2 separate regions of the Mus musculus genome follow, and region 2 is linked to region 1. Evidence: chromatin contacts called from ENCODE Hi-C or POLR2A ChIA-PET data. All regions are on one chromosome and are shown on one strand. The core of a region is the stretch at or near the end of the contact, and the rest is flanking DNA. Distances in the headings are between cores, read along the strand shown.

Region 1 (5,384 bases), core at 2,427-4,926:
GCCCTACCTCCTAGGGCACTAGCATTTATATACCCTCTGAAAATTTCCCAGAATTCCAAAGGTCACACAATTATAGAAACCATCTGCAGCTGGCAAAGCCAAGCCTCTGCTAGAGCACAAGGCAAATCATAGTCAGCTGCTGGAAAATATCCCTATATCCCCCACTCCTGAGATGAAAACAAAAACATATTCTTATAGTATATCTGTTTTTTTTTTTCAAAGAAAAAACCAGCAAAATTCCAGAATTGTCACCAGAGTGAGTTACAGAACAGCCAGAGCTACCCAGAAAAAGTCTGTCTTGGGGGGCAAAGACATAAATGTAGGCATTAACCAAAAAACATTAGTAGGGTACAAGTAGGTAAGCTATATCAAGGAAGGGAAAACTCTATTAAGTATTTAGATATTCTCTGATGACATTCTTAGCTTTTGGATGGATAAGACCTAGTGGGTTGCTAAAACTATATTTTAAAGGTTTTACCTTATGGTTAGAGGATGTTAGGTTAGACACAGGGGTGGGCAATGAGTGGCCATTAAGGGGACTATAAAAACAGCCAAGATAATTTGGCTCTGAATCTGCAGTGTTAACTCTCCACAATTATGAAGTTGTAGTCAAGTTTTCAGCGGTGCAGCATCTTCCACACAGGTGTGGCCTTTATCTCTCGCCTTGTCTCCCAGCTCTGCAACGCAAGAGTCCTACAGCTCAGTCCTTTGACTCTCCTGGCAACCAGATGTGTGTTTGAAAGTCTCAGGATCATGCAGGAAGCACAGACCGGCCGTTGGGAAATGAAAGCACACATTCATTCTCTTGCTTGGTACGTTTTGAGCTCTTACTCCGGATCATGAATATCCTTGGCTGTGCCAGGTCATAGACACACAGAACTGGAGCAGACCCAGTCCCTGCTCCGTAGGAGCTCTGTAGGAAGAAAGATACATCAACCAGCAACTTTGACAGCAGCATGCTGAGTCCTATGGGAGGTGAAAACCAACCAACCCAGAGTATTACAGGAGGCCATACAAATACTTCTCAGTTTATAACACCTCAGTTTCTCTTCTATTAGAGTTCTTTTCTTCACTGCAAATTCTACCCGATGCCTGTCAGTTCTCTTTGGCCGTTAGAACCCTTTTGAAAGGTGCAGCAAGTTCCCTTTTCATTGAGACTTGGGAACAGAGTATAGTAGGATGACAGAATCTCTTCCATTTGCTGAGCTGGGGCCCCAACACAATTCAGGCAACACTCACAGGCCTTGTACCCTTTGGTAAAGAGTTTGCTATGTGACTTATTGTTTACAGGAACTTAGGTTTTGTAGTTGAGAGATTTGCCGGCTTGAGGGATCATTTGGATGCACTTTGAGCCCTTTTTGTTAGGAGACAGGAAGCCAGACCGGAAGTAGCCACCCACGGAGGAGGCTTTGCTGTTGGGTACAAGTGACTGGCTTGAGTGACAAAAGGCACAGATTCTCTAAGCTCTTCCTGCACTCTGCTTTGGCTTTACAGGGATTAGAAGTTTGAAGGATGGAACGTCAGAAGCACTGCCCATCTTATGCTGGGCCCTGGACTCTGAGCTTTGAGCCCCCGGGTAGCATGGGTGTTCGGTGCTGACTCACAGCTCTGAGCACGTGTCAAGCACCTCCCATTCCCAAAAGGTTTTAGCTATGAAGGTGACGCCTTGTTATATAAAGAGCAGCTCAAGTCAATGAATATGTGCACTGACAGCAAATCTGACTATAATTTGCGATGGTGATATCAGGGGGTCTGAACAAAGCAGTTACATAGCTCAGTAAAATGTTTATACAACTGACACAAACATTTGCTGACTGAGACTTCAAAGACCCCAGACCTATGAGCAAGATGGAAAGGAGAAAGGAATTCCTTTTCCTTCCCCACCCCCGCCTTTTACATCCAGGACATAGTTAGCAATGTTTCTTCATATGGAAACTACCATATTTATATTAGAACAGAAAGAGAAGACACGCTGAAAGTAATATGAAAGTTTACTGAGAACAGGAAATAGCTATCTCTTATGGTGGACTCCTCCCACACTGCGTACTCCATAAAGATGTAAAGGCCAGCTCTCTCTTTTTCCCTTCCTCCCTCTCTCCACTTATATCTCTTCCTTCTGTCTCTTTCCCAAATAAAAATCCTCTTCACTGTATTTTATAGGAAGCAGGCTTGGATCCCAACACTTTTTCCTTAGGGCGGAAGAACCCCCGCACTGCTCAGGGCTTGTTCTTTTTCCACAAGCACCCTGTAGTAAGAACTCTGATTTCCATTATCCCTTGCCAGAGAGAGCATTGCAGTGGGGAGCTTTGCTGACCTGACCCCCCAGGTACTAAAAGCAAAGAGTGGCTGTTTAACATTCTGCTATAGGTATTCTGAGGTATTTAGATTGCTCCCATACTGAGGCTCCTAAATCTGTATGAGGCACAAAAGGTTAATAGTCACAGCACATTATGGTTCTCTAAGGAACTTTACATGTGAGTATAAGAAAAGTTCCCTAGAAATTCAGCCATGATTACAGAGTCTGTAACATTTCAGCTGCTGCTGTAACCCAGGTGTCATCCATTAGGAATCTAGGAAGTGAGGAAGGCAAGGCTTGCCTTGTGTGAATAGTATTCTACCCAGCTGGAGGAAGAGGTGGAGCTCAGAGGTAAATTAGCAGGGATGGGAGGAAATAGGGCATTTCTCCGCGGCCCTCAGAGAGAGAGTGGAAGGGCTTACACGCTTAGGAAGACATGTGTGAAGCTCGGTATATATACACCGTTTTAATATCGTTTTCCTGAAGTCAGTCTTCATGTTTGTATCTACCCGTGTTGAATTAAATGGGACAATCACACAGTTTACCACTGATCTACACCCATAGCCTTTCAATAGATACTATCAAAGGGCTCCTAACAGGATCCCCTGTTCAGTTCAGTTAGCATAGACAGAAAAACTACAGAATAAGCGTCCACAGTGTTAACCTGCTTCACCTACTTGGAAGCTGTACGAGGCCAGGTACTTAATTTCTCTGCGCCCCTTGTTTTCTACAAAACAAGACTAGTAGCATCTCTGTAGGGGTGTTCTAAAGATAAAATGAGTTGGTAGGAGCCAAGCACCTAGACCAGGCAATAGCTACTTAAAACCCTGTCATATACATAAGAGAACACTTTAAAACGTGTTTAAGAGTGTGTATTATTCTTCCAAAGGACCTGAGGTCTATTCCCAGCATCCAAATAAGGCTGTTCACAACCTCCTGTAACTCTGTCTGTGGGGATTAGACACTTCTGGCTTCTTTGGTCACCCACACATGTTACATACACACGATTAAAAATAAGTATTTATTAAATAAATCAGTTAAACTAAGTCTGTGCATCAGTGTTTTTAGACATACAGCTTGTGTTTTCCATCTCTGAGTCTCTTTTGAGATCCTGTCTCCGGAAAAGTTGACATCAATTAAAGTATCCGCCCCCGCTCCCAACCCCATTTTCTTGGACCCCCTCAAAACTTGTTACCTGGTCCCTGTGGGACCATTGGGCCCAAGGGCGGAGGCATTTGCGTTCAGCCTCTTGGGAGTTGTAGTTTCCTTAGGTTCTGGCGCATGCTCCACCGCACGCTGGGAACTACAAAACCCACAAATCCTCGCTGCACCGCCCTCCTCCGCCTCGCGTTCCTCCCCCGCTCGCAGCCCCGCCCCTCGGTCCAGGCAGAGGCGCGATGGCCGACCGCGGCGGCCCTGCTGAGGCGCCCAGCCCGCGGGGCTCTCCCCGGCCAGAGTCCCGGGCCCCGCGCACGGTCGGGCCGGGCGAGACCCCGCGTACCGCGGCGCTGGCGCTGCGCTTCGATAAGCCCATCAAGCAGGCTTTCTACAACACGGGCGCCGTGCTGTTCGTGTGCCTGTGCTGCGGCGCCGCGGTGCTCGTGTACTTCATCCTCGAGGCCTTCCTGCGGCCGCTGCTCTGGGCCGTGCTGTGCGGCACTTTCCTGCACCCGTTCAAGAGCTCGCTCACGCGCCTGGGCCGCCTGTGGCTGCGGCGCCTGCACCGCGCGCACACGCCCATCGTGCTGGCCGCGCTGCTGCTGCCGCTCTGCTTCGCCGACTACGGCGTGGAGGCGCTGGGCGAGCAGGCGCTGCGCCGCCGCCGCCTGTTGCTGCTGCTGGGAGCGGGCGGCCCGCTGCTCTATGGGCTCTACTGCCTGGGCAGCTACCTGGGCGTGCAGGTGCTGCTGGCGCACGCGGGCGCGCTCATCTGCCGCGGCCTCGACTACTTCAGCAGCCTGTGGGTGAGTGAGATGGGGGAGTGCGTGCGAGGTTGGCGGGACCCGGGACGCCGCGACAAGGCGGCCAAAGGTCCTCCAGTGAGCGCCTTCCCACGGCCGAGGGACTTGGCGCGCTTCCTTCCAGAGAGGCGGGTGTGATTTGAAACCCGCCCTCCGCTAGGGAAAAGGTCCTTTGGCTGAGTTCAGTTCTTTCACCCTAGTTTGTGTGTGACTCTGGGCGCTTTCGAGAACTGTATTACTTATGTGGGGGCCATTGCGACCCGGTCTACGTTAGCAATGGACTGCGTTAAAGGAGAGAGATACCAGGTGTCAATCGAGGAACTTCAGAATTGGAAGGAATCGCAAAGATAATCTTAGAGGCGAATTCCTGACTCAGACTACGTCGCAGGCTGGTTAGTTCACATATTTATCGGGCAAGGTTAAAGTGAAGTGGTTATTTAATGCTTAAGAATCTTAAGAATGTTGGTTGGTAAACTACCACAGGGGCTAAGAATGCAACGCTGGAATAGCGAGATCCTAGACAGCGCGAGATCTAGCGTGTATACACCCCATACTATTTCACCTTTATTCACTTTGTTACTGAAAAAGTGAATATGCCCTGAGATTATTAACGTTACAAAGTAATTGCCTTTCTTTGCTAGAGCAGGTTTAAACTTGCCAAAGGTAGATTGCTAATTGGTCCCAGGATCATGAGGTCATCTCTTGGTTCTTGTTTAAAGTTGATTGAAGACATTGTCAGGTACTTTTCTTCGGGGTGTATAGGAGTACTTTTGCGGGGGTGGTGGTGCTGGGGGTGTCATGTGTGCTACTGAGTTGTACCTTCAGCCTCATAAATTAGCATATCCTAATGGAACAGACATACACAGAGGTAAGTGTACACTTCTCACAGTTGTGGGCCACAGGTTCAGTTAGTGTGACCGCCTTAAAGATGAATAGCTTACTGTCAAATCTGTGGCTGTCAAATCTGTTTGTGCTGGGGACCAAACCCAAGTGTTAGTGGGCTTGTGCTGTAGATACTGAGCTGTAGCTCCGCTCCTGTTGTTTACTCTTAAGTTAAATACAGGGGCCCGGAGGTTTTCCACTTGCTGCTCTTCCAGATGTCTTGAATTCTGCCCCTAGCCCCCATG
Region 2 (5,226 bases), core at 1,129-3,628, 43 kb before region 1:
GAAGGTTCTGATATCGCTGTTATCATTCACCATTTCAAAGATCACAGACCTTTAAAGTCTTGGACTAAAACCCACCATTTTAGTGATTTTAAAGTGTGTACCTCAGTGTCTTTCAGCGTGTCCATGATGCAGGGCAAACATAATCTGACCTGTGACTCTGCCCCTCCCCTAGCAACTACTAACCACCCCCTAGCAACCACTAACCACCCCTACCCTGGCCTGTAGGTTTCTGATTATGAATTTGCTTATTCTGGACACTTCATATAACTGGAATCATATAGTATGTGGGCTTCCATGATCAGCTTCTCTCATTTAACCATGTTTTCAAGGTTCCTCTGTGTTATCGCATGTATCAGGACGTCATTCTGTCTTTGTGGTTGAATAATGGAGATGATGAGGATGCTATGTTTTGTTTATCTATTTATTCAGTTGGCAGATGTTTGGGTTGCTCCTGCTTTGGGGCTATTATGAACGATAATTTTATGAACAGTCATACACAAATTTTTCTGTGTGAACATATGTTTTGGGTCCTCTTGGAATTGCCAGATCATATGGCAACTCTATGTTTAACTTTCTGAGGGACTTCCAAGATCACAGCTTTTATATCTTATGAAATTCAAAGTGAAAAATGACATACACCAGGCGGTCAGAGGCAGGGCACATCTGTTCCTGGTTGGATACTGAATGGTAGCACTAATCTGGGGATGTTTTATAACAGAAAAAAAAGGTCCTTTTGAGAAATTATTTTGATGAGAAGAGAAATAAAGGTTGTCTGTCTTTTAAAAATGAAAATGAAATTAAATGCTTCTTCTTTTAAAAGTGACTAACTGGGACTGGGAAATGGGTTAGTGGGTGATGTGTTTGCTGTATGAAATGAAGTTGGGACCCTGGGCACCTACATAAAAGCCTGGCACAGCAGCATTTCTCTATTACCCTAGTGTTGGGGTGGAAAGCAGAGGGAGGTGGATCCTAGGGATTCACTAGACAGGTAAATCCAGCAAGGTCCGGGTTCAGGAGACTGCTCAGTTAGTAAAGTACTGGCTGTGCAAACATGAGGACCTGAGTTCAAATCCCTGATGCCCAAATAAAAAACAGTATGCGGCAGCATGTCGATAATACCAGTGCTGGGAAGACAGGGGGATCCCAAGCTCCCAGCCCAGCCTGCATAGCTGAGGTGAGCTTCAGGTTCAGTGTGAGACCCTGGCAGGATTAACATAGTTAACTTCTGATGACCTGTCGGCTATATACAATAATGAACAGCTGGCCTTTGGATTTCCCAAGGCATCTCCCATCCCGATACAGCTCCCATGTCTTCCAGCCACTGGGCTAAAAATCAGTTGAAATTACTGGCTTCTCAGTATTTCATAGTTCTGTGCAAGGTTATGACATCAGTGACATTGAACCCTACAACCCTTTCCCTACATGGTCTTATTTAATATGCACTACATCCTGGGAATTAGTGATCACTGGTCATTATTGATAACCCAGGCAGTCTGACTTCTAGGTGTGCATTTGGAATCTGTTTTTCTGCCTCAGTAGCAGTTTCCTTACTTTATGCATTTTTTTAAAAAAAAGAACCAGAAGAAAGGTTTACATGCAAGGTTCTGAAGTAGCATCGAGGAAGAGATAGTGTCACTATTTCTTGCAGAAGACAACTAGTTGTCACCACCCCAACAAGGGTCATTTAAAGACAAACCTGGGATCTGTGTATATAATTGAGCAAATGAATGGCCAGATAAATAATGCAGTGTCTTACAAGCTGATGTGAAAACGTGGAGATTCGTCGTGCTTATCAGACATGGTTAGCTCACTTAATGTCTGTGCACTTTGCTTCTGGGGAAATTGGGTAAACCATTTGCCTAGTTTGAAAGGCTCAGGTTATACTCCAGCACTTGTGGCTTTTGCCAAGGTCTTAAGTTACACTTTCCACACTGTCTCTGATATCTGCTTGACTACGTAGATAGTGGGAGTTTGTGATTTCATCTTCCTTCTGTGATGATCCAGAGAAATTTATGAGTCTAGTAAGTTTTTTCTCCGGACGAAAAGTTGCAGGAGCAAGATGTTGGCGACAGTCATTCTAATAAGGTGTGGAAACTGGATGCTGGGGATTTGAGTAAGAGAGCAAATTCTGCTTTGTGTATCCAGAGTGGGGCCTGAAGCGATACAAGCAAGCTCCCAGGTGGTGCTGATGTTGTAGATCAGCGGGCCACACTAAGCACCCAGGGACCAGAAAGGTCAAATCTGGAGGCGACTGGGCGATGGGGAGAATAGAAAGAAGGACGCGAAGAAGGAGCGTCAGGCGAGGAGGGGGTGATGCTGAGCGGACGGGGGCAGGCTGCGGGGCTGGAGCGAGGATGCGCAGAGCGAGGCAGGGAGGCGGCGGGTGCGGGCGCTCCGCGGCTGCGCGGCGCGTGCTGGCGGCGGCTCGGTCCCGGCCCGCGCCCGCGGGGTCCCCGCTGCGGCCGGAGCGGCCTGGCTGCGGGATCCGTGCGCAGCGATGGCGGGGCAACCCCTGCGGCGCCCGGCCTGGGTACCACTGCTCCTGCGACTGCTGCTGGCGGGGATCGCTGCCTGCGATGCCAGCCCCGCGGACGACAGCGCGGGCCCGGGGGGCCGGGGACCCCGGGGACGCGCGCGAGGGGACGCGGGCGCGGACGAGGCAGTGCCGCGCCACGACTCCTCCTACGGCACCTTCGCCAGCGAGTTCTACGACCTGCGCTACCTGTCAGAGGAGGGTGAGGCTACCAGAGGGTGAGGGGCGACCTGGGGGTGGGAGGTTGAGGGGCGCAGGAAGGGTCCGCAAAGGTGTCAGTGGAGGCAGATGGGCACAGATGAGACTAGAGTAGGGAGCCCGGCTCTCTGACCCAGCCTGTAGGAGGGAAGTCTGGAGGAGCTGTCAGCGCCCGCTCCCCTCTTTACACGTGGGGAGACTAGGGCCGGGAGAGTCAGTCTCAAGTCTTGCGAGGCTGTGGATAGAAGGTGCTAAGCTTATGCTCCCCTAGTTCTCAGCGTCTGGCCTCCTCCATTCTCCTGCAATGGAGGAGGCGCCATCTGGACTAGAATTCCGGAGCCCAGGGCAGCAGGCGGGAAGCAGAAAACCCAACTTAGAGACAACCGTTGCACAATTACCTCCTGGTAGGTCTGGAATAACCTAAATTTACAGGTACTGTCGCTCCATCTTTCATTGCCCAGGCGCCAGAGATGGGTCATAGCTCCCTCCCCAGTCCACCCCACATCTGCTGCTACCACACTTGTAGTCTCCTAGTGTGAGCCACCATTGTTGGGACCATCTGGGCCCAGAGACTGAGATTTCTTCGCCAGCTTCCCTGAGGAGCTGTTTCAAAGAGTACAAAAGGCAAAGCCATTCTGATAAAAGGAATGGAAACTGGTCTCTTACTTCCGCAGCTTTCGGAAAGCTTGGCAAAGAGGAGCCAAGAATCAAGCTGAGGGTTGAAATGAGGTTATCTGTTCGTGGATATATCTCTTAATGAGGATGAGGTTCAGCTATACGCAGCATACAAATGTTAATATCATCAATAAGATAGGATTTTCTCTCTCACACAAGGAAATCTAGAAGCCCCACAATCCAAAGCTGGCATGAAGTCTCCAGTCTTAGGGACCTTTTGCTCCTTCGTAATTCTCAGCTTATAGCTTAATGACCCCAAGTAGCTGCTTGAACCCCACTCACTACCTTCACTTTCCAGAGGGTGAAAAAGACAAAGTGGGGAGAAAATACTGACTGCCTACTTATTAAGGATGCTACTCTGATAGAAGTTCCATAGAATGATTTTAGTTTCTTAGCCATGTGGTCACACATAGCTGTAAAGGAGTTGGGGACAGGTAATCTTGTAGCTAAAAAAGACATACAGTATCCACTTCAAAATAATACAATTATTATATTAAGGAAGGTGGAGAGAATGAATTGGAAATATATTTATTTCCAATAATATTGGAAATATATTTATTAAATAGAGACTGCTGAACCACCCCTCCCCACACACACACACACACTTAGTGACCTCGACTCTGGCTGTTCAAGGGCTGATGAAGCAACTCTACTCCATGTTGTCACTCAGGGACCTACGTGCCTTCCATCTTGTTGCTCTACTATCCTTTAAGACCTTGTCCTCATCTCTGTAATAGAAGATTGGTGGCTTGTATGTCTTTGTTCAAAATTGATGGTAGGGTGCTGGAGAGATGGCGCAGTTGGTAAAGCCCTTGCCTCACAAACCCTAGTTCAGAGCATTGGAGCCCATGTAAAGCTAGGTACAGTAGCTCCTGTGTCTGTAATCCCAGTACTCCTGTGGAGCTATGGGACATGGAGACAATAGAATCATTGGAGCATGTGGGCCATCTGATATGCAGCAGCTAACAAGAGACCCTATCTCCGGATGGATGGAGAGACCTGACATCTGAGGCTGTCCTCTGATCTCCACATTCGGAGCATGTGTGGCATACGCCCATCCATAGTCACACATACACATGACATGTGCATGCACACACACAGACACACACACAACTGAAGAAATGGAAAAGAGAAGTTTAGGATAAGTAATTATCGTTTTTTGGCTGCTTGCATAGATCGTCTCTTCTCATAGTCTTTGGCAATTACAAGCATAATTAAGTAATGTCCTAGCTGCAAGGGAGGCCAGGCACCCCTGAGCCCTGGAAAAAGGAGCAAATGGTGTGAGGAACAACACACTAAACAGAATCTATCACTCTGGGAGAGGTTAAATATTCCTAAGCATATTTTTCTGAAAGCACGTAGTCCGTATTTCTCCCTTACACAACCAGTCTGTCCTTCCAAGTGACTTAAAGGTAGTATGTGAGCACATATATTCTCAACTAAGGAAGAACAAGCCAGGCTCTGTGTCTGTTTACATACATGGAAAGAATGAACTGTATAAGCAGGTTTTATGAAGGCCAACATCAGGTGACAGTAGCTCCCAAGGAACGCTTTACAGTCACTCTGCAAAGTAGGCTTCCAGCCCAGAGCGTAGATGCTGCAAACAACAGGAGCATATAAAACATTGGATTATGGGTAACTACTCTGGGTATTCTTTGAGGAGGAAAAGCAACAGGAAATGGAATGTTGCCTTCGTTTTCAACCTTAAAGTGAAGCCTTCTGTGTCAGTCTCATGTTGTCAGCTGCTCAGGATAGAGGAGCCCGAGTCTGAGGATGGTAGTAGCTGCTGTCCCTTTGGCTGATAACAAAAACTCCCACTT

What was found. A loop is a pair of places that touch in the nucleus more often than their neighbours do. ChIA-PET counts read pairs that join two places held with the same protein, here RNA polymerase II (POLR2A).
Region 2: a loop to region 1 is called in a map of left cerebral cortex, with 2.3 times the contacts of the local background. The contact joins the promoter of Frrs1l here to the promoter of Tmem245 in region 1. A Hi-C loop is called at or near these places in 2 of 37 maps with a recorded cell type or tissue (both left cerebral cortex). POLR2A ChIA-PET finds 5 or more read pairs at or near these places in 2 of 5 experiments (both embryonic stem cell).

The regions. Positions count from the first base shown.
Region 1 is chr4:56,945,721-56,951,104 of GRCm38, reverse strand. It overlaps Tmem245 (transmembrane protein 245), which reads left to right and starts at 3,676. Exons shown (of 18, transcript NM_001369260.1): 1 at 3,676-4,260. The coding sequence starts at 3,694.
Region 2 is chr4:56,987,543-56,992,768 of GRCm38, reverse strand. Frrs1l (ferric-chelate reductase 1 like) reads left to right here and starts at 2,378. Exons shown (of 5, transcript NM_001142965.1): 1 at 2,378-2,735. The coding sequence starts at 2,498. Epb41l4b (erythrocyte membrane protein band 4.1 like 4b) reads left to right here. Exons shown (of 25, transcript NM_001355492.1): 25 at 1-797.